3 separate regions of the Homo sapiens genome follow, and all the other regions are linked to region 2. Evidence: read pairs that join two places in POLR2A ChIA-PET (ENCODE). Cell type or tissue: OCI-LY7. All regions are shown on one strand. Each heading gives the region's core, and the rest is flanking DNA. Links, peaks and the distances in the headings are about the cores only. Region 1 has its middle 53 kb from the start of C1orf220. Region 2 has its middle 18 kb from the start of MIR4424. Region 3 overlaps LOC105371632 (a long non-coding RNA gene).

What was found. Peaks named below come from ENCODE experiments on the same cell type or tissue, not always from the same donor. Only the 100,000 strongest peaks of a DNase experiment are listed, where the experiment ranks them.
Region 1: POLR2A ChIA-PET joins it to region 2 with 14 read pairs; 7 of 35 experiments call an interaction of 5 or more read pairs at or near these places.
Region 3: POLR2A ChIA-PET joins it to region 2 with 14 read pairs; 5 of 35 experiments call an interaction of 5 or more read pairs at or near these places.

The regions. Positions count from the first base shown.
Region 1 is chr1:178,591,607-178,600,014 of GRCh38, reverse strand. No RefSeq gene overlaps it. Among named protein-coding and RNA genes, the nearest start is that of C1orf220, 53 kb to the right of the region's middle. In OCI-LY7, for the core only: no CTCF peak of the experiment used is centred there; no DNase peak of the experiment used is centred there.
Region 2 is chr1:178,655,497-178,663,904 of GRCh38, reverse strand. No RefSeq gene overlaps it. Among named protein-coding and RNA genes, the nearest start is that of MIR4424, 18 kb to the left of the region's middle. In OCI-LY7, for the core only: no CTCF peak of the experiment used is centred there; a DNase peak (open chromatin) is centred at 3,934; H3K4me3 peaks cover 1,294 bases; H3K27ac peaks cover 1,940 bases.
Region 3 is chr1:178,571,677-178,580,084 of GRCh38, reverse strand. LOC105371632 (a long non-coding RNA gene) reads left to right here. Exons shown (of 4, transcript XR_922315.3): 1 at 1-6,792. Among named protein-coding and RNA genes, the nearest start is that of C1orf220, 33 kb to the right of the region's middle. In OCI-LY7, for the core only: no CTCF peak of the experiment used is centred there; DNase peaks (open chromatin) are centred at 2,494, 3,064 and 4,304; H3K4me3 peaks cover 3,097 bases; H3K27ac peaks cover 4,835 bases.

The sequences.
Region 1 (8,408 bases), core at 1,990-6,989, 65 kb after region 2:
AACAGACCTCTAGTAATGGGGGGGTGAAGTGGGGAAGGCATTCTGTGGTCCTGTGGTTAGTCTCAGCCTCTTAGTGAGCCTGTGCCTCTGAACTTCACAAGTGCTTCTCAGTCCCTTGTCTCCTCCCCACCTTATGTGGGACAGGATGGCTAGAGTTGCTGGAGTAGGGTATTTCCCTCCCCCAGGTCGGGTAGGCTGTGATAAAATCTCAGGGGCTTAGGCTCTGGTTGAATAGTTTCTCCTAAGGGAAGGCCTTGTTAAGAACAGGGTGCTCTGTGCATTTCAAAATCGTTCCTTTCTCCCTCCCTTTGCCAGAAGCATGAGGGCATTTTTCTCTGACATTTAATGTGAGAACCTGGTCGAGATTTTGAAGGTAAGTTTCACAAAAGTGTGGATGGAGCCCCCCTTATGTCTGGGTCCCCCTGGAGTCTTTTTACTCTCAGACTTGTCCACACACAGCCAACAGTAATTTATCATTTACAGTTTGGATTTTTCTATCTTGGCACTAGTTCCCACAGAGATTTCTGCTCATGAATTTCTGCTCTGGTAGGTAAGTTGTGATTCTCTGTATCCATCTGTCTTGTCTCTCCAATTCTGGGGGCAGTGGTTGTCCCTGGGTCCTCACTTCTCTTAGAGTTCTAAGAAGAGTTGATTATTCAGTTTGTTCAGCTTTTTGCTTGTTGTTAGGGGGCAGTGGCATCTTCCAAGCTTTGAAGTACCAGAAAGCAGAAGTGTCTCTTGCTAGCTCGATTGAAGCCTGTCGCCATGTTATGAGCTGCCCTATGGAGAGACCCAGATATCGAGAAACTGAGGGAGGCCTCCAGCTAACAGCCAGCAAGGAACTGAGGTCCTTATTCCAAATGAGACTCTTACTCTGGGACTCCAAGAGGGATTGAATTCTGCCTAACAATCACTTGGGCGAGCTAAAAAGTTGATCATACCTGGTGGAGCCCTGAGTGATCACTGCCCCAGCTGACGCCTCCACTGCAGCCTCAGGGAGACTCTGACGCTGGGGGCTTGGCCACACAGTGCCTGGGTTCCTGACTACAGACTTCATGAGATCATCAGAGTTCTTTGTTTCAAGCTGCTAGGCTTTGAGTTAATTTGTTGTGTCTTTTAAGATAATGAATACTTCATCCAGTCCAATTTCTGTATTCTCAAAGAGCTGATGGAGACCTGGAGAACGTCAGTCCTTTTCCTACGCTCTCACACACTCGGACCAGATTTGAAGCCAGGCCCCTGAATTTCCTGGCCTGGGCCCTCCCATCTCTTTGAATGCTCTTCTGCAATTTGGCATTACGGAGATTTGCCTGGCATGGTTTTGTTTCAACTCCCTTTAAGCGAGCTCATACTTTTTCCGAATAGAATATCAATATCTCCATTTCTACCTGGCCAGGAAGAGGACAGGGCAGTGTGCAAGCCTGATCTCCAAGCCAATCTGCTCCTCCCCTGGCTCCCAGGCTCCTTCTCCCGATCGATCCCCATTCCAGGTACTGGGCTTGGTCTTCTGCTCTGAAAGGCCCTGAAATTGCCAAATCTCCATAGACAGTAGATTCGAGTGTTTTCTAGCCTTTCTCGGTCCTCCTACCATTTAGAGCTTTCTTCTCTTGTTAATCCTTAGTGGAAATGAACAGCAGCCTCTCCCCATCCCCATTCTTCTCAAGTCACGTATGTTATGTGCCTTCCTTTAGCCCTGAGTCCTCTGAGGAGAGGGTATGGAGGAGGCTCTGGGATGGAGAGAACAGCCCCAGAGGTACAGCTTTCAGTGTCCGGGCTGAGGATAAGAGGAGGATGGGGTAGGGTGAGCCTAAGTGAAGCTGGGTGCAGAGGGTGTGGCTGGGCCTGGGAAAGACCTGGCCTGAGGGAAGCCAGTGGCCCAGGCAGAGGTGGAGAAAAATAGGGAGTATGTGTGGGGTAAGAGGCAGGGCTGGAGTTGCGCAATGTGCATAGGAGCAATGGTTTGAGGGTCAAAACCAGGCTGCTGGGCAGGAGTTGTTTGGAGCTTGGAAGCAGGGCAGCTACCAATTTTAAAAAGGGCAAGGCGGCCAAGGCGGGCAGATCACGAGGTCAGGAGATCGAGACCATCCTGGATAACACGGTGAAACCCCGTTTCTACTAAAAATACAAAAAAAAAAAAAAAAAATTAGCCGGGCGTGGTGGCGGGCGCCTGTAGTCCCAGCTACTCAGGAGGCTGAGGCAGGAGAATGGCGTGAATCCAGGAGGCTGAGCTTGCAGTGAGCAGAGATTGCACCACTGCACTCCAGCCTGGGCGACAGAGGGACACTCTGTTTCAAAAAAAAAAAAAGTGTCTTCTGTATGCTAATGAAATGACTGGTGGCTGGCAGATCCTTGGTAGCTTCAGGATGGGGGCCGGTCACTAGAAAGACCAAGACAGGATTAGAGGGTTGGGACTTTCAACACCCCCCTCCTCTAACTTCCAGGCAGGAAAGAGGGCCTGAAGGTTAATTTGATCACCAGTGGCCAATGATGTAATCAATCATGTCTATGCAATGAATCCTCCATAAACACCCAAAAGGAAGGGGTTCAGAGAGCTTCCGATTGCTGGACACGTGGATGTTCCTGGAGTGTGCATGGAAGCTCTGTGTCCCTTCCCCACACTTTGTTCTACGCAACTCTGTCTGGCTTTTCATTTCTATCCTTTATCATATGCTTTATTAATAAACCAGTAAATGTAAGTAGAGTGTTTCTCCGAGTTCTGTGAGCCGCTCTTGCAAATTAATTGAGCCTGAGGAGAAGGTTGTGGGAACCCTGGTTTATGGCTGGTTGGTCAGAAGCACAGGTCACTACCTGGGTCTTGTGATTGGCATCTGAAGTGGGCACAGTCTTATGGGACTGAGCCCCCAACCTGTGCGATCTGATGCTGTCTGCAGGTACATGGTGTCAGAATTGAATTAGAGGACACCCAGCTGGTTAGTGTCTACTGGAGAATTGCTCTGTATGTGGGACACTCTCTCTCCAATCTGGCGTCAGAAGTGTTGTGTTGAGTGGTGAGAATGGAGAAGGAAAAAGCACTTTGGGTTTTTTTCCTCTCATCAGGCAGCCTACTGGGTCCTACCCTTGGATAAAAGTATTTGACCCAGCTCAGTACTTACAAAAATAAAAATAAAGCCACTTAAAAATCAGGATACTTAGTTCAGATTTCTGGTTTCTCTGGCTGCACTGGGCCTCATTTCCTTATGATATAATATCAAGTGCTAGACTGAGGTGGGTGGCCTCCTTCAGGGGAAGCAAGCACTCCCTCTAGTCCAGGAGTCCATGGCCCTTAGGCGCATGGCAGATGCATAGCACTTGAACCCTACCTGTTTTTTCCATTTACTTTCTCTTCCTTGCCCGTGTAGACAGCTGAGATTTTAGCCCATGGAACTGAAGAACAAACCTGGCCCAGAAGAGGTTACAGACATCACACTACAAAGACCAAAATTCCTATACTTAAAATACATTTTTAAACACCTGGGAAAGGATTTTCATAATCTCCCTAATTACATGTCTGCTCCATTTTATTCTTTCTTCTCATTGCACTTTCAAGAGCTCTTGTAGTAGAAATGCCTGAAAGAGACAACTGCACTTATATAATTGGCATAATAATATTGGTCAAGATACATTAGCTTTGCATAAACATGAAATGATCAGAGGGAACCATTTCTCATTAACCGAAAGAAGTCATACAAGGTAGGTTGTGTCAAGAGATGCTAGTTTGGTCAAAAGTAATCTGCTCTGGTTAAGATAGAAATAAAATAGCTGAATTATAACAAGAGAGCTGCTGCTAAACTCACTGTTGATTTCATGAGACAAAGGAGTGGAGGCTACTGATGATGATTCCTGAGAGTCACATCCAAGAAGAGGCAGAGTAACTTCCATCTACCAAGTTATTAGCTATTCAAATCAATATTCCTAAATTCAATAGATACAGTGGATGATTTGCTTCTGCCCTGCATTGATTTTCAATATGCCCCTTACGTGATTGCACTTAACTAGCCTGATACAAAGCAAATCCCCACATATAGTTCTCAATATATTCTAATTGAATTTGAAAATGTGCTTCTCAAAAAGATGACTCGGGGAACAGTGAATTCTAGTTTCTAGTTTGGCTTAACTGCTATTTTGCTCTATAAAATTGAATGAGTGATTTCCTTTCTGGGCCCTCATTTTTCAAGTCTCTCACTCTGCAGGAATCATGAAAACAAGTGCTTGAGCTCTAGGACTTCACAGAGGCCTTTTTCATTAAGGCAGAGACATAGGGAAGAGAGGCTCTGAGGGTAGGCGGCCTGGAAATCCCTTTGAGTATTGAGCTATTGCAGTCACATCTGCCTTCAGCGTACTCTCCTGGATGTCACAAGGGGTTTTGGTTTTTGGAGAGTCACATGAGGAAAGGGAGTTAGCTTTAAAAAGCTGGTAAGCTGGGCACGGTGGCTCACGCCTATAATCTCAATACTTCGGGAGGCTGAGGCAGGTGGATCACTTGAGGTCAGGAGTTCGAGACCAGCCTAGCCAACATGGCAAAACCCCACCTCTACTAGAAATACAAAAATTAGCCAGGTGCTGTGGCACATGCCTGCAGTCCCAGCTACTCGGGAGGCTGAGGCATGAGAATCACTTAAACCTGGGCGACCGAGGTTGCACTGAGCTGAGATCACGCCACTGCACTCCAGCCTGAGCAACAGAATGGGACTCCATCTCAAAAAAATATTAATTAATTTTAAAAAATAAATAAAAAGCAGATAAATTCCAAAAATCTTAGGTAATGAAGCAGAAGAAAAGAACATGGATCAGTACAGTGTTTCTAATGAGAATGAGGAAGTAGGTTTAAAAAGGATTTAACTATAAAACTACAACTTAATTATTCAAACATATATTCTATGGCAGTCTCTATGGATGGGCAACTGGTTCTACGGCATGATTGGGGAGTACCAGCAAATTGACTCTCTTAGGAAAGGAATCAAATCCATCTCCACTTGCTATTACAGTATAGTGTCCTGCGTTAATTTAATCAACAGACATAATGAACCTGCTACAATGCAGGGACCCAGCCTAATAAATGCTAATAACTGACCAATGCCCTACTCTCAATATGAAGTTTCTTCTCTTTAATGTCTCTCCTATCTGCCTACCACTGGGACTGAAGTCTTATTAAAAATGAATTTCAAGTTGTATATGTGTGGGAGATGGACAAGCAAAGTGAAAACAGAACATCTTTGTGTATGTGAGGACCTCCAAGACAACGATGCAACTTGCAGGCTCATGCTCACATCACCCTCATTTTGCTGGTGTGCAATACATTGTCTCTCTAACCTCACCCAAATAGCTGTTTTTAAATTTGGTTTTGTTTTAGATATCAGGCACAATATGCATCACGGGATGTGGGAGATATTAAAATCCTAGCATTTGCCCCTGCAAATTCCTCTTATTTTCTCCCATTCCCAGTGTGAACCTTTACTTCCAACTCAGCCAAAGGTGAAAATCTTAGTTCTTTATTGTTTTCTTTTAAATAATTCGTACTTGGTGAGATATGCAGTTTTTGGAAAAAAACAAGAAAGGAACTCAAATAAGGAGAAGACTTATTTTTATAGATTTGCCAGTGTGGGACAATCGTGCTGGAGCTTGGGCAGGACTGAGCTGCTGAGGGAATATCGACTACAGGGACCAGGGGAACCCGCTGGACGCCACCCAATGTCCAAGGCAGGAAGGAAGAGTCATTATGCTGCCTTGCCCCTGGGAAATGAGTGCAAAAGCCAGTTTAGCTACAGAAAGGAGGGTTGTTTCTTCCTCCTCTTCCTTCTCTTCTTCTTAAAACAACCTTTTCCTAACCAAGGACTCAGAGAGGGTGGAACATGTTTTCTCTCTTCTGGTTAGAAAAACAAATACCAGTGCTGCGCCTCCAGCTTCTCTTTTCTGGTTCATCACAGAGGCCTGTATCTGCCTTGCTCAAGGAGGAGAGAAACTGCCATGCCAAAGGCCCTTCATCACCTGGTTCATTCCCAGTCTAATTCTGTTTCTAGGATAGCTAGCCCCCATCCTCAGGCCTTGGCAGGGAAATACCCCGCTTCAAAGCATGGAACTTTGAATGTTGCTGAGCCCCCAGGACTTGCACTTTATCACTCTGGGGGTATTTTCTTTGAATACAATCCAGTCTCAGATTCCCACATCCCAAGAAGCTGCTCTCTGTCTGATGGAACAGTCTGTAGCTGTTCACTGTGAGCCCATCTTATTTTGTTCTTTTCATTATGGAATGTTTTCATCAGGGGCCTGTGAGTTGAAAAGGCTTCATGCTGAGTAAAAGGGTGGCTTTGTCTTTCCCCCTTTCCTGACCTCTGTCAGGAGTTCTTTCTGGGCTCCACAGAAGACATAATGGGAGAAATGCTGAGAGCTGTACTGATGGAATATTGGGATTTGCAAAGAAATTCCTGTCCAGGCTGCCTGGTTATACTAAAATGTCATCTCTATTTTGGATGTGACTAGCTTGTTTAGTTAATGCTAGAGGGGAAAACAGAATTTGTTCTCAAGAGAGAGAAGCAGAAGGAGGAAACAGGCATACAGACAACTGACAATGTTCCAGCCACTTTGTCACAAATAACTAAATCCACCGTTATTAGGATCCAAAGATTATCAGTCAATTTGAGTCCTATCAGCATGATGTTCGGCTCCAGCAAGGTGGCCAAAAGCCTCCTCAATATAGAGATCGAATGCTAAATTCATTCTGTAACTCAGATTCTTAGGAAGGGAAGTATGTTTCTTAACATTTGTTATTAATTATGTCTCAGGCACTGGGCTTGCTGCTTTATGTTATTTAATTGAATCCTCACAACAACTTGGAAAATAGGTATTATGCCTTGCATAATATCTATGCATGGATGGATTTATTTATTTTTATTTCATTCACATGACTCTTTTTTTTTTATTATACTTTAAGTTCTAGGGTACATGTGCATAACATGCAGGTTTGATACATAAGTATACATGTGCCATGTTGGTTTGCTGTACCCATCAACTCATCATTTACATTAAGTATTTCTCCTAATGCTATCCCTCCCCCTCCCCCCACCCCATGACAGGCCCCAGTGTGTGATGTTCCCTGCCCTGTGTCCAAGTGATTTCATTGTTCAATTCCCACCTATGAGTGAGAACATGCGGTGTTTGGTTTTCTGTCCTTGTGATAGTTTGCTGAGAATGATAGTTTCCAGCTTCATCCATGTCCCTGCAAAGGACATGAACTCATCCTTATGACTGTATAGTATTCCATGTTGTATATGTGCCACATTTTCTTAATCCAGTCTATCATTGATGGACATTTGGGTTGGTTCCAAGTCTTTGCTATTGTAAGTAGTGCCACAATAAACATACGTGTGCATGTGTCTTTAATGTAGCATGATTTATAATCCTTTGGGTATATATCCAGTAATGGGATTGCTGGACCAAATGGTATTTCTAGTTCTAGATCTTTGAGGGATCGCCACACTGTCTTCCACAATGGTTGAACTAATTTACACTCCCACCAACAGTGTAAAAGTGTTCCTATTTCTCCACATCCTTTCCAGCATCTGTTGTTTCCTGACCTTTTAATGATTGCCATTTTAACTGGAGTGAGATGGTATCTCATTGTGGTTTTGATTTGCATTTCTCTAATGATCAGTGATGTTGAGCTTTTTTTTCATATGTTTGTTGGCTGCATAAATGTCTTCTTTTGAGAAGTGTCTGTTCATATCCTTTGCCCACTTTTTGATGGGGTTGTTTTTTTCTTGTAAATTTGTTTGAGTTCTTTGTAGATTCTGGATATTAGCCCTTTGTCAGATAGGTAGATTGCAAAAATTTTCTCCCATTCTATAGGTTGCCTGTTCACTGTGATGGTAGTTTCTTTTGCTGTGCAGAAGTTCTTTGGTTTAATTAGATCCCATTTGTCTATTTTGGCTTTTGTTGCCATTGCTTTTGGTGTTTTAGTCATCACATGACTCGTTCTTACTAAGTCAGGCTGCTGCTTAAATGTGTCCTTTAACAAGCCTTTCCTGAGCCCCTGACCCATAACCACAGTGCCTGTCATTCTCTGTCTTATTCAGATAGCCCCTTTGATACTGTTACTGTCTGGATGAATTCCTTATTCCTATTTGTTAATTCTCTCTTCAACTATGTTTAGTCTAGAATCTATCCCACTGAGTGGCCCCCTGCCCCTTGTCAATGGCTGCATTTTTCTTCTCCACGGTTTTTAATTTTTAAAACTACCTGTGCTTATTTTATCTGTCCCTATTTGGTGGCATATATCTCTTTTAAGGATGTAATTTATTTACCCATCTCTTCAAGGATTTTAAATGTACATATTTTCAAGTCTTTTTTAACATTTAAAATTTTGTGTCTTTCTAGAAAAAACTCATATTGCAATTATTGATTTTATTAGCTAT
Region 2 (8,408 bases), core at 1,138-6,137:
GTGAAATCAAATCGGTGCATCTGACCAGCATTTAAAAAAACTGAAATTCAATAGAAAGCTCTTAGAGTCCGTCACACTTGGTCATGGTAAATACTGTTGAATGAACATTTTTATAGGTGTGTGTATGTGTACACAGGATTGTGACATAAAATGTATTTCTGCTGTGGGTTATAGAAAAAATAGTCTCAAAGCCATTGATCTAGTAGAACTTAAGCCTATAGCTTCAGTGATCATCCCAGTGCTGATGTCTATCTCCAGCCTAGAACTTCTTCCTGCTCCACACACGGCTTTTCAACTCCCAGCTGGACATCTCAAACTAAACATATCCCATATTGCCCATATCATCTTCCTCCCTAAAATGTTTCTGTTCCAGACATTGAATGTTGGTTAACGACATGCACATCTATCTGGTCATTCAGGACAGAAGACTGAGAGGTACCTAAAGTGTCTTCTTCTGTGCCTTCTCCACTCATTCTTCACATTCAGTTAGCCAATCTGCCTCCTCCCCTCCATCCTTATTAGCACTCTTTGGTTTAGGACCTGTATAATTTCTCTCCTAGTTTCTTGCCATACCTTCTTAACTGGTCTCCTTTTCTTCAGTCTTGTTTCCTAACTCCTGCCCAACAAGTCTGTGTCCTACATTTATTCCCAAGTAATCTTTTAAAAATGCTAAAATGAGTCAGGTGCAATGGCTTACACCTACAATCCCAGCACTTTGGGAGGTTGAGGCAGGAGGATCACTTGAGCCCAGGAGTTTGAGGTCAGCCTGGGCAACATAGTGAGACCCTGTCTCTACAAATAATATTTTTTTAAAAAATTACCCAGGCATGGTGGTGGTATGTGCCTGTGGTCCCAGCTATGTGTAAGGCTAAGGCAAGAGGATCGCCTAAGCCCAGGAGGGCTGTGATTGTGGCACAGCACTCTAGCCTAGGCAACAGAGTAAGACTCTGTCTCAATTTTTAAAAAAAATGTTAACATGACATTTTTTTCTGGTGAAAAACCTTTGATGGTTCCCCACTGCTTTGAGAAAAAATGTCTAATCATGAGAGCCAACATCTTGCTTGGTCTACTTTTGCTACCTTCATCAGCCTCAGTTCCTCATCCTCTCTTAGCCTTACCCCTGATTCTAGTGGTACCAACTAGCTCAGGTGCTCTCATATTTCAGTGACTTTGACTCCCACCTTGAATGTGCTTGCTTCGTTTCTTCGCCTGCGTCTAAATCTTACCCCTCTTTCCCAGCACAGCTCTAATGTCACCTGGTCTTGGGACCCTTTCTGACTGCCCTCCAAGGTTCTCCTTGCATCCTAGGCACGCTGCTGTCCTAGCTAACAGCGCGGTCATTGTTGTTTGGGTTGTCTTCATTATGACCTAGCTGCTAGCAAGGACTCTGTTTTGTTCATCTTTATAAAATAAGCAACTAGCCCAGTACTTGACATCCTAGGCACTGACCAAACATTTGTTGAAAAAATGAATGAAGATGAAATCTCTCAACAGCCCACTCCTTGATTATAATGATAGTATCATAATAATGTTAAATAATTCTTGACAATACTCTTGTTTTCAAAAGTCTTTAGAAGTAGAGGGTGACTGGTTGGCTAGATGTGCTTTGTCTCTATCAGTCCTTTTTCCACCGTCCCCTTCTCTGTCTGGTTCCGATGAGACTAAGAGAACATTGCCATCTGCTTGTAGGAAACATCCAGGAATTCTCCCACCAACAGATTCCTGTTAAAAAAACATACACACAGCCAGAAAAGACAAGAAAAGAAGACAAGAATGCAATGTGTATTGTGTTTATTTTATCTTAAACCCACTTTGTTGTTCTTATTGTTATCTGTATTGTGTTCTAGGCCTTAGGGAGAGAGGTCAGATCCTTTTGTTGCTTACTTTGGATGTAAACGTGCCTGGAAGCAGTGGGCCTGGTCCAGAGTGACTTTGAAGGAATCTTTCAGTCCAGACCCCATAATGCAGGGTCCCAAAGTCACCATATGAATTCATTTGCCCCCACAGAACTATCTCAATTTCCTCTTCACTCTAGGCACTGGGGATATAGTGACAAAGGAAATGTGGCCCCTGTCCAGAGGAGAAAGGGATCATTTGTTTTTTTCCTCTGTATATTCTTTTGTTGTCCTGGACTTTTGTTTTCTCAGTGTTTTTTTCTTGAAACAAGTGAGAGTTAGATATTTCTAAGTAATACAGCATTTTTTTTTTTTTTACAAAGGGTTCCACCTCTATGTGACCAGGCAGAGCTATTCTCTGTGTGTGTGTGTGTGTGTGTGTGTGTGTGTGTGTGTGTGTGTGTGTGTGTTTGTGTGTGTGTGAGAGAGAGAGAGAGAGATAGACCCAGTCTCACTCTGTCACCCAGGCTGGAGTGCAGTGGCGTGATCTTGGCTCACTGCAACCTCCGTCTCCTGGGCTCAAGCAATTCTTGTGCCTCAGCCTCCCTAGTAGCTGGGACTACAGGCGTGCGCCACCATGCCTGGCTAATTTTTTGAATTTTTAGTAGAGACGGGTTTTCACCATGTTGGCCAGGCTGGTCTCGAACTCCTGACTTCAAGTGATCCACCTGGCTTAGCCTCCCAAAGTGCTGGGATTACAGGCGTGAGCCACTGCGCCAGCCTGACAGAGCTATTCTTATTGCAAAAGTTTGGAGTTCAGAAATGAGAGCCCCAAGGGTCAATATATTACTTATCTGAAACAAACAGATGATGGAGGGAAAATGTTCTCTGGAATTTGCTTTTTTCATATGTAACATGGGTGTGATGTTATTTCCTTCACATGTGAACACTCACTGAGCACCCAGCAGAGAGGTGAGTACCCAGGGATGTAACACCCGCTAGATATAAGTCTTCTTCCTAGTGCATCAGAAAACAGGAGGGACACTGAGGCCAGTGTGGAGGAAGGTAGCACAGGTTCAGTGTTCCCATCACCCATGGTGATGCTGTGGTGTATGACACAGTAGGAGGCACAATGGAGGCATTTTCTTTTTTCAAATGCAATAAATGGCCTAGTTACAAGCTTGGGAATAAAGTCAATGCTGAAGCACTCTTTAAAATGTCGCTTTGGTGCTACATAATGAGATGCCTTTCTCTTCTTTGAGAAGAGGTGGAAGCCAGGGAACTATAACAGGTTTAACCATCCAATTAGTCACTTCATCTTAACAGAAAAAAATGAGTGGGTCCTTTGGGTTTTGCTGTGCTTATCTAGGTCATTTCCAGCTTCTAGTCACAGTAAATCTATTCTACACAGCTGGAACATTAGCAACATCTGGATTTCTCAAAAGGTCATGTGTGTGCATCATTAGAGCAAGACTACAAAGTATCATTTTGAATCATAATGAATATTCCACTTCCAAAAGCAAGGATGTTTTTAAGGCAGCTGCAGCAAAACTAAGGAGGCAATTTACTTGAAATTCAATTGTGATCATTTTTTGGTGATTAAAAACCTAACATTTTCCCAACAATATCTCCAATGTGCTTTCAGAAAGCCCCCCAGTGCCATGCCTTCACACAAGAACTAATACTTACTGGATTCTATAGCAACAAACAATTATTTCTAACCAGTGAGTATGTGAGGTCCTCCTGGCTGGGTCCATTCTCAGATTCAGCTGTGACCTCTAAGTTTCTGAGACATATTCCAAGAGCAAAGGGGCTTCTCCTTGGGATTTCTGCTTAGGCTGTGGGGAAATCTAATTGTAGCACCCTTTATCTGTTCCCAAGGTACTTTGCCTGAGTATTGTGCCGGCAGCAGAATACTCCTTTATTCCCAACTTCAGTCACGACATGACACCACACTCATCCTTGACACCTTGACACCCCACTGGAAAATGTCACGTCCCCTTCAAATAACTCCTCTATGTGACACATTCAAAATTTGCTCTGCTCTGACCCTTTTTAACCTATTCAATCTCAGTTCCTTTTTGCCTCTGTCATTTTCTCTCTGCCTCTATTAGATCAGTTTATTTTTATTGCCACACGAATCTTGTGGTTTCCCCACCTAGCTTATGTTAGGCCCTTTCTTCTTTTTTTTTCACCTACTCAAATATTTCCAGCCCTTCCAAAGCCCCAGATAGAATCTTTGTTTTGTTTTTGGTTTTTGTTGTTGTTTTGTTTTTAGTGTACTAATACTCATTATTCTTCTGATTCCCCAAACCCCCTTGTTATTAATAGCTGATATCCGTTCCTCATTTGTTCTTTCATTCTTGCAACAAATATTTACTAAGAACCCACTATTGGTGCTATAGTTTGGATATTTGTCCCTGCCTAACTCTCATGTTGGATTGTAATCCCCAGTGCTGGAGGCGGGACCTGGTGGGAGGTGTTTGGGTCATGTGGGCAGATCCCTTATGGATTGGTGCTGTCTTCATGACAGTGAGTGAGTTCTTATGAGATCTGGTCATTTAAAAGTGTATGGCAACTGCCCCACTCTATCTATTGCACCTGGTCCCACCATGTGAGACACCTGCTCCCTCTTCACCTTCTGCCATGATTGTGAGCTTCCTGAGGGCTCCCTGGAAGCCAAGCCGATGCCAGAACCATACTTCCTGTAAAGGCTGCAGAACCAGAAGCCAATTAAACCTCTTTTTTTCTAAATTACCTAGCCTCATGTATTTCTTTATAGCAACACAAAAACAGCCTAATACAGCTAGTGACCATTCTGGAACTCAGGATGCCATGGTAAGTAAGACAGTCTTTGCCCTCTTGGTGATTTTATTCTAGTATGGCAGACAGATAATCAGGTAGTAAGTAAATAAGTAGTATAACGGACTGAGACAAATGTTGTGAGAAAAAATTAAAAGGCAGGGTAAGGGCTAGTGCGTGACCATAGGAATAAGAGCTTTTTCCATATGGTGATAGGGAAAGGCCTCTTTGAGGAGGAGACACTTGTATTTGAGGAGAGACTTAAATTATGACAAGAAATCAACCATAAGCTGGCCGAGCGCGGCGGCTCACACCTGTAATCCCCACACTTTGGGAGGCCAAGGCAGGCGGATAACGTGAAGTCAGGAGTTCGAGACCAGCCTGGCCGACATGGTGAAACCCCATCTCTCCTAAAAATACAAAAATTAACTGGGCATGGTGGCAGGCACCTGTAATCCCAGCTACTCGGGAGTCTGAGGCAGGAGAATGGCTTGAACCAGGGAGGCGGAGGTTGCAGTGAGCTGAGATCGTGCCCTTGCACTCCAGCCTGGGTGGCTGAGTGAGAATCTGTCTCAAAAAAAAAAAAAAAAAAAAAAAAAAAAGAAAGAAAGAAAGAAAAGAAAAGAAAAGAAAAGAAAAAGAACGAAAAGAAAAGAAATCAACCATAAGCTAACCCAAGAGAAGAAAGGGAAAGGGAACAGGAAGTGAAGTCCCTGAGGCAGGAATGTTCTAGAAAGATGAGGGGTGCTCTAGGAGACCAATAAGAAGGCTAACATGGGCAGAGTGTAGTAGGAGATGAAGATGGATGGGAGGCAGAGGTGAGAACCTGCAGGGCTTTGAGGGAGAGAAGAATCAAGTGCAACTCCTTAGGCTGGGTGCGGTGGCTCATGCCTGTAATCCCAGAACTTTGGGAGGCCAAGGCAGGTGGATCACTTGAGGCCAGGAATTTGAGACCAGCCTGGCCATCATGGCAAAACCCCATCTCTACTAAAAATACAAAAATTAGCCGGGCAAAGTGGCACATGACAGTAATCCAGCTACTTGGGAGGCTGAGGCAGGAGAATTGCTTGAACCCAGGAGGCAGAGGTTGCAGTGAGCCGAGATTGTGCCACTACACTCCAGCCTGGGCAACAGAGTGAGACACTGTCTCAAAAACAAAACAAAGAGCAACTTCTTAATGTTAAGTCTAAGTGCCTGGATAGATGATGTTACCACGTCCTCATAGGGAAAGCTTGGGGAAGGAAGTGAATGCAGATTTGTATGGGGTTATTGAATCTGGAAACAAGAATTTCTTTTTGGACATGTGAAGTTTGAGAACCTTTGAGACATCCAAGTGTAGCTGTTGAGTAGACAGTGGGATATGTAAGAGTTTGAAGCTCAAGGAGCCATCAGGCTAGAGATACAACCTGGGAATTCACTTAAGCTTAGGGATGAGAATGTAAATTGAGAAGAGGCCAGAACCCCGGAGCCCACAGGCATTTAGAGGTTAGGAAGGAGGAGATAGAAGGAAACTCCAAACATGTGGCCTTTGAGGTGTCCCACATATTTGGACACATCCATGGTGTTGTGTGGCATGCCAATAGTTTCACGTGCGCCGGACTTACCATGAAAACCAAGGCTGCAAACTTCCTGAGACCACTCATATTTCTCCATGAGAGCAGGGCTAAAGGTCCAAAATGTTTTATTGGTGTGTAGTCTTGGCACAGTCCCTGTTTACCATGTATTTCTTAGAGCAAGGAGTGTACACTGCCAGGCTATTGAGGGAAGTGTGGCTTCTTCCTTTCTCAAGGACTATATCTTTGAGTTAGTTAAGAATTCTCAGACTTACTTTACTGGCAGTGAACTGATGCACAGAGAGATTAACTGATTTATGCCCAGCCCAAACTGAGTCAACAGCCAGCCCGAGGCCACACTGCAGTGTTTATTAAATTATGGACTGAGGATTGCCAGCATCTCAGCCACCTGGAGTGTTGCTTAAGAAAAAAAAAAAAAAAAAATAGGCCGGGCGCAGTGGCTCATGCCTATAATCCCAGCACTTTGGGAGGCCAAGGCGGGCGGATCATGAGGTCAGGAGATCCAGACCATCCTGGCTAAAATGGTGAAACCCCGTCTCTACTAAAAATACAAAAAAATTAGCCGGGCATGGTGGTGGACGCCTGTAGTCCCAGCTACTTGGGAGGCTGAGGCAGGAGAATGGCGTGAACCCAGGAGGCAGAGGTTGCAGTGAGCCGAGATCGTGCCACTGCACTCCAGGCTGGGCAACAGAGCGAGACTCCGTCTCAAAAAAAAAAAAAAAAAATGCTAACATATATGGGTTATCTATTAAGTGCTTTACAAATGGCAACTCTTAATCCTCAGAACAACTCCATGCAAGAGGCTTATCATCACCAATTTACAGAGGAGGAAATAGACATGAGAGAGTTCCACAGGTAGCAAAGGGGCAGATTAGTCTAGTTCCATGCTCCCAACCACAATGCCATACAGCTTGCTGAAACAGAATCTCTGGAAATGGGACACTGGAGTAGTCTGTATTTAGAAAAATTTCTGGGGGCATTTTTGTGTACTGTATATGAAATCTTGAGAACTGATGTTTCACTGGATCTCAAGTTTGTTCTTTGAAGCTCAGGAAAACCTTACTTGCTCTACTATTTTTTTTAACATCTCTAAGTATCCATGTTTAAGTAAATGTATTAGTTTCAGATTATTCTTGGTAGTATTTTGTTAAACACAGGTAACAACTTACTGCACAGTTGTCATTTCAAGAGGTAAAGCATATGATTGCACATTAAACCGGCTGGCATTGTCTAATATGTTGACAATAATTACCTAACAATTATTGACATTGTTGCATCCTACTGTCAAAAGGAATAATGTGTCTTTTTTTCCCTGTGTTCATGATTGGATACATTTGCCTACAGAGATCCATAAACAATAATGAAATAAATCAATCCTATGGCGAATGCAGTAGTATGCATGACTCCATGGTGGCAGTTTGCCTTGCTGGCTGAGAGGAGGTGGTACTCTGACACGTCTCAGCTCTGCACTCCTTAGCCGAGTAAAGATATGGCCTTTTGATGTATGGGATATCCCAGAGAGCTCAGACATTACTCTCTGCTGACCTTTGTGGATGGTCTCAAGAGCTTATGGGGTGAAAGAAATGAAGTCATAGGAGTATTTAAAAAGAAAGAAAGAAAGAAAATAAATAAGTCCAGTTCAGTTGAAAAATAGACACATGTTGAATATCCAAGGCCTTTAGATCACAAGAGATAACATTAAGCAAACTCCTTTCTGTTAACAAGAAATTGTGCTTTACTGTCACAGATCTCCACCCAGATTGCCCCTTGAATTTGCATTATTCACACAATGAGACTGGTTTCACCTGTTTGCAATTGTTTTAACTATTAGTCATCAGTTCAGAGGTTGCTTAAGCTTATTTCGCCTGCAGTTTATCTTATACACCTTTTATTTATTTATATATTTTTGAGACAGAGTCTCACTCTGTCGCCCAGGCTGGAGTGCTGTGGCACCATCTTGGGTCACTGTAACCTCCAGCTCCCAGGTTCAAGCAATTCTCCTGCCTCAGCCTCCCAAGTAGCTGGGATTATAGGTGTGTGCCACCATGCCTGGCTAATTTTTTTTTGTACTTTTTTAGTAGAGATGGGGTTTCACCACATTGGCTAGTCTGGTCTTGAGCTCCTGACCTCAGGTGATCCTCCCGCCTCAGCCTCCAAAAGTGCTGGGATAACAGGCATGAGCCACTGCACCCAGTCC
Region 3 (8,408 bases), core at 1,632-6,631, 84 kb after region 2:
TGGATGGCACACAGTGACAACAAATGACACAGAAGCCTCTCTTCTCGAGGACTCGAGGAGTTAAATATCTGATGGAGAAGAGAAGACAGGACCCAGGCACAAGCAGCGCAATCTGTATGAACAAATACAAGAATCACATACTCCACAGTCCCATGAGCCACGGGGATAGATAGCAAAGGGTTCCCCAGCAGCCCTGGCAGGCAGGTAGACAGCCACAGCTATGCGGGCCCTTAGGTCAGCCCTCTCAGATGATCTGAAACCACTTCAGTCTGTCTGAAGCTCTCATGAACATTTCCTGTTAAGTATTGTTTTCAATAATTTATTCTGGAGGAGATGTTGGCTCCCCTGGGAATCACTTTGCAGCACATCCCCTCCAGAGACCAGCTACAGACATCAGGCGCCAGGATAGAAGAGTCGCTCTGTGTAGACGGTGGACCAGGAATAAGGTTGCCTCAAAAAAATAATAGCTGACATCCGCCCCACCCTCCACTCTTCAATCAAGCCAGTCAGGCAATGAACCTTTTCACACCTGAGGGATTATTTTTGCTTTTGTCTGATTCTGCTGTGTTAAAGGAAACAAGTGTTGAGAAAGGTAAGTTGTAAAAGAAAACTGCTGCCTTTCCCTGATTAACTGGGAACTGACATAGAGGAGATTTTCTTCTTAGGGAAGTCGAAGTGGGAGAACAGAATCGGGGGTTCTGTTCCCTGGTTAGCTCTTTGTTCTGGGGGGCTGTCCTATGCATTGCAGGATGTTTAGCAGCACCCTGGCCTCTGTGACTATGCACTTCCTCTGCTTGTGACCATTGACAGTGTCTCCTGATGCTGCCCAAAATCTCCCTGTGGGCAGTATCACCTGTAGCTGAGAGTCACTGCCACAGATTAAAGAGGATGGAGTCCCAGGCAGCACCAGGGATGCCCCCGGCCGCCTGCTTTGGAAAGGGCTCAACTCCCTAAAATAGAAACAAACCCCAGAAGTGTCTGTAGGTCACAGAATTCAGCATGGCTGAAATTTGAGTGATGTGCACTGCTTTCTCAAGAAAAAAAAAAAAAAGGATGATTTCCAGTGTTAACATAAACCACTTTTATAAAGATTGTTAGTTGGATGTACACAAACATAAAATTGGGTATACAACCCTTGTAAGTTTTCTACAACTATAAAATCAAAATAAGTTCATGATTTGACAAATCAAATATAAAACCAATAAAACTCAAGGTAACATTAATTGAATGAGACAGATAGTGTGATTTTGTGGAGTCAAATTGCCCCTTGCTTGGTAACTCAAGCACCGAGTCGGTTCTCTGAGCTGGGCACGCCTTACACCTGCATTGTCTCATGACTTAAATCTCACGTGGCATCGTCTCTTCAAACTCCTATGGAAACACTGGTTGTGGGCCTTCTGTGAGCTCACTTGGCAAGTACATACTCTACTAAGGCCACTTGCGTTTTCTTCTGATTGGCAATTAACAGTTGACAACTGGCAATTAAAATAGCGCATCTAGGTTGCATTGTGATTGTGAACACTGAGCAAGGCTGGCACTGTACACTCAAACGTGGACATAGGGAGGACCCCAAATATGCTTATATTCTTTAGATTCTTGTCCAAATGAAAAGAATTTTATATTTTAAAAATGACAAACTTCCAACAGATGACTCTTAGTAATATATTAGGAGACTCTCAGAGGAGCAGATCCAGTCTGGGCCTCTACAGATGAGAAACCAAGCCTAGAGAATTGCCTGGGGAAAGAGATGTGGAGGAGCAGAGCTGGCTGGGAAGCAGCCCTTGCCTGGGAGCTGATGCTCCTTCCTTTCCTCTGGCTGTCCTTCCAGCACAACACTGTAGAATTCTGAGGCACAATGGTGCATAGATTCGGCTTGTTGTTTTGAATGTTCATTCAACTGAACTGAATACTTAAAGTTCATTTTTTAAAGGTACTAAATTGAACTAGGGAGTTTCTTTTTCTAGATTTTGATCTTTCAGTATTTAGTAGTATGACTAGAAAGCATCATGTGTGTGTATGTATGTGTGCGTGAAACATAACGTACATCCACAAACTATGGAAGTAAAGATCCAGTTCAGTGAATGATGATGAAGTAAAAACCCATGAAACCACAGCCAGGTCAAGAAATAGAACATTTCCAGAGTGCAGAAGTCTCAGAGTAAGCTCGGTCACAATTCTTTTTCTCCTCTAAAAGTAACCACCATCCTCACTTTTATTATAACAATTTCCTTGCTTTTCTTTAGAGTTTTACTATCTCTATATGCATCCCTAAACAATGTAGTTTAGCTTTGCCCGTTTATAAGCTTTATATCAATGGACCCTGACTCTGAGTATTTGTGTCTTGCTTCTTTTCTTCAACATTATATTTATTAACTCCAACCATGCTGTTGTTAAGTGGCTCTAATTCTTATGCTTTCTATGACAGGCCAGCATTTGGTTTGGTTCCAGCTTGGGGCTATTACAAACACTGCTTCTCTACACATTCTTGTATACATCCTGGTCCACAGCATATGCATGTACACCTGCCTTGATGGCATTTTCCCACATCAGAATTTCTCCACTTGTGAATAGGGTGTGTGAATCTTTAACCTTAGTAGAGAATGGCAACTATTTGCCAAAACTTTGCTTCAATTTAAACTCCCAAAAGCAGACTGGGTGCGGTGATCACACCTGTAATCTCAGCACTTTGGGAGGCTGAGGTGGGAGGATCGCTTGAGCCCAGGAATTCAAGGCCAGCTTGAACAATACAGTGGGACCCCATGTCTACAAAAAAAAGAAAAAAAAATAGCTGGGTATGGTGGTCCACTCCTGTAGTCCCAGCTACTTGGAAGGTGGAGGCTGCAGTGAGCCATGATCGCGCCACCGCACTCCAGCGTGGGTGACAGAGCAAGACCCTGACTCAAAAAATAAATAAAAACAAACTTCCAACAGCAGCGGTTCTCACTATATTCCATCCTCAACAGCACTTGTTATTGTCAAACTTTAAAACTTCAACTGATCAGGTGGCTGTGTAGTGAGTAACATTTCACTGTGAGTTTAATTTGCATTTCCCTGATTATTAAACAAAACCAAGAATCTTTTACTATGTTAATTGGCCACATGAATTTCCTGTTATGTGCCTGTTCAAATCTTTTGACATCTTGCTATTGCCAAATTTAAATTTCCTTTTTAAATAAATTTCATATTCATTAAAATTACATTTGACAGAAAAGTATGTCCGTCTTCCAGGGTACCTCTGCACACCTGAGAACTGTATATAGCTAAAGGTAAAATGTCTAAGATCTGTAAGCTTATAAGCAATTTTTTTTTACTATAAGTCATTGAAAAGATTATAACAATAGTTCACAGAAAAACATGGATTTAGATCATTTTTTCTTATCTCTATTTTCAAATCTAACATCCTTTTTTTGAATTTTGTCCCCTCATTTCCCTATACTTTCATAGAGAACAAACATACTCCTATATATCACAGTCCTTTGTTAAAATCAAGTGCAACCAAAGTTATTTATTATTCTATTCTGTATTTCTCATGCTGTGTGCGATATGAATTGTTAGAAGTTAGCTAAATGTCTGTAATAAAGTAGTGACACTATTGTATATATGACCTTTGCAGCTGAGATAATATTAAGTAAAATATAAATGGCTACAATAGTTATACATATCTAATAAAAATAAATAAACAGCTCACCCAAGCCTGACATCTAGCTTTTGCTCACCTTATCTCCTTTAGACATTTGGGTATGAGCTCACTGGCAAAGAGTGAAGCCCATATAATCTACCATTAAATAAATTATTCAGTAATCTGTGATGTCCTTGTAACATGAGAATCCCCTATTTAAAAAAAAATAGCTGCACTGCTTACAGAGGCACATGCCTGCTATTTATAGTCTTTATGGAAGTTGCTTTGCTAGCAAATCCAACTAGAACTCCCCGGGAATCTACAAGGATTGATGTTTACTGCAGGGTTTTTACACTGAGCTATTTTGCATATGTGTGGGTGTGTGATGCACACACAGAGGACTGACGGAGAAAGCCCAAGCAGGTATGAGGTATTTGTTAGCTCTGCTCCATTTTCCTCTTAACATTCAGGAAACTCAAATAGGGACAAAGTAACTACAGGTCACCCACAGATCCAGTGATATGTATTCCTGACTGTATCCAGGCAACTGGGGCTCTACTTTTTTCTAAGAAGACATGTTAGTTCTCTGCCAACAATGTCAGATTTCTCTCACAGACAAAGCAGACCCAGGGGCACTGAGCCTCCCTTTTTACTTCCCCTTTTCCCCCAGGTGCGAGTATGATGTCCTGAAGACAGGAGGGGATGTGGGTTGCAGGGAGTCAAGGAATCAGGGAGGCAGCTTGCAGATCAGAGTGGGGCAGATGGCCTACATGAATTCTCATTCTGGAAGGGCTGGAAAAGAAACAGCCAGGTTGGCTGGGCATGGTGGCTCACACCTGTAATTCCAGCACTTTGGGAGGTAGAGGTGGGTAGATCACTTGAGGCCAGGAGTTCGAGACCAGCCTGGCCAACATGGTGAAACCCCATCTCTACTAAAAACACAAAAATTAGCCAGGCGTGATAGTGTGCACCTGTAATTCCAACTACTTGGGAGACTGAGACACAAGAATCGCTTGAACCCTGGAGGTGGAGGTGGAGGTTGCAGTGAGCCAAGATGGTGCCACTGTACTCCAGCCCGGGTGACTGAGTGAGACTCTGTCTCAACAACAGAAAAAGAAAGAAACAGCCAGGTGTCTATTTTTTCATAGTTTCAATTAATTTTTTGATTAGAAAAATATTTTATAAATATAGAAACTTAATTGGTATGTGGATGAAGCAATTCTCTTTATAAAAGGCTCAGAATAGCCAATTAACTCCATTTTCATGAAGTATATGTCGTGTTAACTTTTGAGTTGACAATTATCAAAAAGGTTTCATCAAGTGAAACTTGACATCAAGTTATGTGTCAAAAGTAGGCATAGAATTCTTGGCATACTGAAAAAGTATGGACAGGCAAGTGAAATGGAATTATGTGAAATATTACTTGGATTTTTCTAACATGTTACACAGCTATTCAGTAATTAAAATGTTTCTGAAAAATAAAAATATAAAAGCTGCACAAATATTTAGTAACAAAAGTTGAAAAGTACAAATTGTTTTTTAAAACGAAATAACTTCAGTGAAATTTTACTACACACCTATCAGAATGGTTAAAATTTAAAATAGTGACCATATCAATTGCTGATAAGGATGTAGAAAAACTGAATCTCTCATACATTGCTGGTGGGTATAGCCACTCTAGAGAACATTTTGGAAGTTTCTTATAAAACTAAACATGCAATTACCACAAAACCCAGCAATTTCACTCTTGGGTACTTATCCCAGAAACATAAAAACATATTTTATGTTCACACAAAACCCTATATACAAATGTCCACAGCAGCATTATTTATAATAGGCCCTGGAAACAACCCAGATGTCTCAGTGGGCAAATGGTTAAACAAACTGTGGTGCATCTAGACCTTGGACTACTACCCAGCAATAAAAAGGGAGCAAACCATGGATACACACAAAACTTGGATGGATTTCAAGTGAAAAAGCCAATCCCAAAGAATTACGTATGTTATGATTTTATTTATATAACGTTCTTGAAACCATAAAATTAGTGTGAGAGAGTATAGTTTAGTGATTGGCAGGGGTTAGGGCCAGGGGGTGGAGGATGGAAGGAGAGGGAAATAGATTATGTTACAAAAAGGCAACATAAGAGATGGTGATTGATATACAAACCTCCACATGTGATAAAATGGCATAGAATTAAATACACGTGCACGTGCACACACACACACACACACACACACACAGAGTAAATGTAAGACAGGAGGGAAATCTGATCAAGATCTATGGATTGTACCATCAATTTCCTAGTTGTAATATTGCACATACTAGAGTTTTGTAAGATGTTACCATTGGAAGGAAACTGTGGATAAAAGACACATTGTATCTCTCTGTATTATTTCTTACAACCCGATGTGAATCTATAATTACCTCTATTTAATTAAATTGTAAAAAGTTAAATGGAATCTAACTAATATTCTCATGATATAGTTGTTAACCCTGTACAGAAAAAGAACCCAAGTATGAAGCCAAAGAAAGAGCAGTGGTGAAGCCTGAAAAAAGCTCAAAGCGCGGGACAAAGGCAGAGCTGGAGCTGTTCCTGCACCTGTGGGTGTATGGGGAGCAGGGGAGAGAAGGTATCAGCACAGGTCATTTTTAGGGTGCCAGGGCAGGGTTGAGGAGGGAGTTCTTAGCAGTAGAAACCCACTGTGTGCTAACAGCAGTGAGGAGAGTCCTAGCAGCAAGGGTGGGAACAGATAGGCAGCTTCCAATGGGTGCCCAAGGTCCAAGCATGAGTTTTTTTTTAACTCTAGAAACCCAAACATACACTATTTGATAAAACTAAAATTACTTTAGCTGCTGGAAGCAAATCTGTGTTTTTTGTGATCGATTCAAACCACAGATAGAGCAGGGGATTGTCTTTCGGTAGGTGTGAATGGGGCTGTATTAGTCACCAGAGTTTCAAGTGTGCTTCTGTTTAGTTATCAAACTGCAATTCCATTGATACCCCGTCTTGAGTGTCTCCTCTGTGAGTAACATGAAAAGGACCTCTGGTTAAATAGAAAACTTGTCTTGAATTTGGAATTACAACATGCCCTTACTTATTCAGGACTCAATTAACTGAGCTTCAGGATAATCCAAGGTGAAGAAAAACAAGAGCTGACAAAGAAAAGAAATGGGTGAGTCAAGACAGGCACTGGGGTCTCTTCCCACAGACCTTGGGTGGGTTCAATGGAACCTTGAGGCCTGGGTTTAACTGGGCCTAACCCCACCCCAGGGATGTATGGGGGTTAAAGGGATTAATACTAACCTACTGACTGGTTGGAAGGGCCTGGGAGTCTGGGAAATTAGTGGGAAAAACAAAACAGAAGGTACTTAGAGTCCCAATCAAGACAGCAACTTTTAATACTGATTTCTTAATGGCAATTCACAGCCTTGACCTAACCAGTTCCTTAATCCTGCTCCAGTATACAAGCAAGTTCTACAGTGTTTGTTCCTTAATAGCTCTTTCTGATTATCTAGCATTTTGATTCATTTGCTGACCTTCAGATATTTATTGTTGTCCTGGTTGTTTAAAGGGCACTTTATTTAGGTATCTTAATTGGCCTCTTCCAGGTGTTTTCAGCTTAAACATTCAGGTCTATTTTTTGTCACTCCTCCTGGTGGCCCACCAGGGTAAGATAGATTTGGGGCAACTAAGGGGGAAAGGATAAGCTCTGGGGCCAGACAGATCTGCACTAGCCAGCTACATGACCTCAGAGTTCTTTAACTTCTCTGAACCCCAGTTTCCTATTCTGTAAGGCAAAGTGATTTAGGGTCAGGTTGCCTGATTTTTATTTATTTACTTATTTATTTAGAGACAGAGTCTCCCTCTGTCACCAGGCTGCAGTGCAGTGGCATGATCTCAGCTCACTGCAACCTCTGCCTCCCAGGTTCAAGCAATTCTCCTGCCTCAGCCTCCAGAGTAGCTGGGACTACAGGTGCGCGCCACCATGCCCAGCTAATTTTTTGTATTTTTAGTAGAAACGGGGTTTCACCATGCTGGCCAGGATGGTCTCAATTTCCTGACCTCGTGATCCACCTGTCTCGGCCTCCCAACGTACTGGATTACAGGTGTGAGCCACTACAGCCGTTCAGGCTGCCTGATTTTAATCCTAGCACCACTACCTATTGCTTGGATGTCCTTGGGTAAATTACCGAACTTCTCTAAACCTCAGTTTCTTCACCTGTAAAATGAAGGCGGCAGAGATAGCTAGTTTCCCTCATTCCTTGGTTAAAAAAAAAACCCTTCATTTTTAGTTGTACACATGGTCTCCTAAATAAAGGCCACATTTTTCAACCTTTCTGAAAAACAGAAAGACAACACCAAGGCAGAGTTGCTGACTGCCTGGCTTAGTGTTGAAGGCACGCCCCGACACTCACACGAAGCCCTTGGCAAAGACTGGGAGACTTACTGGCTCCAGTTGTTTAAGAAAAATCTCTGTTCATCATCAGCTGACCATTAAACTAACTGAGCAGGGACTTCAGTGGCCTCACCTGACAAAGAAAACAGAGTTCAGAAGAGTCAATAAACAAACGAACTAAAACAACAGCACCATCAAAACAAACCTGGGGAGGGTGGAGAATCTGATTTCCAGAGTTGCCACATTATATTATTTAAAATGTCTAGTTTGGGCCAGGCGTGATGGCTCATGCCTGTAATCCTAGCACTTTGGGAGGCAGAGGCTCACTGCAGCCTCTGTGTTTTGGGTTCAAGCAATTCTTGTGCCTCAGCTTCTGAGCAGATGGGATTATA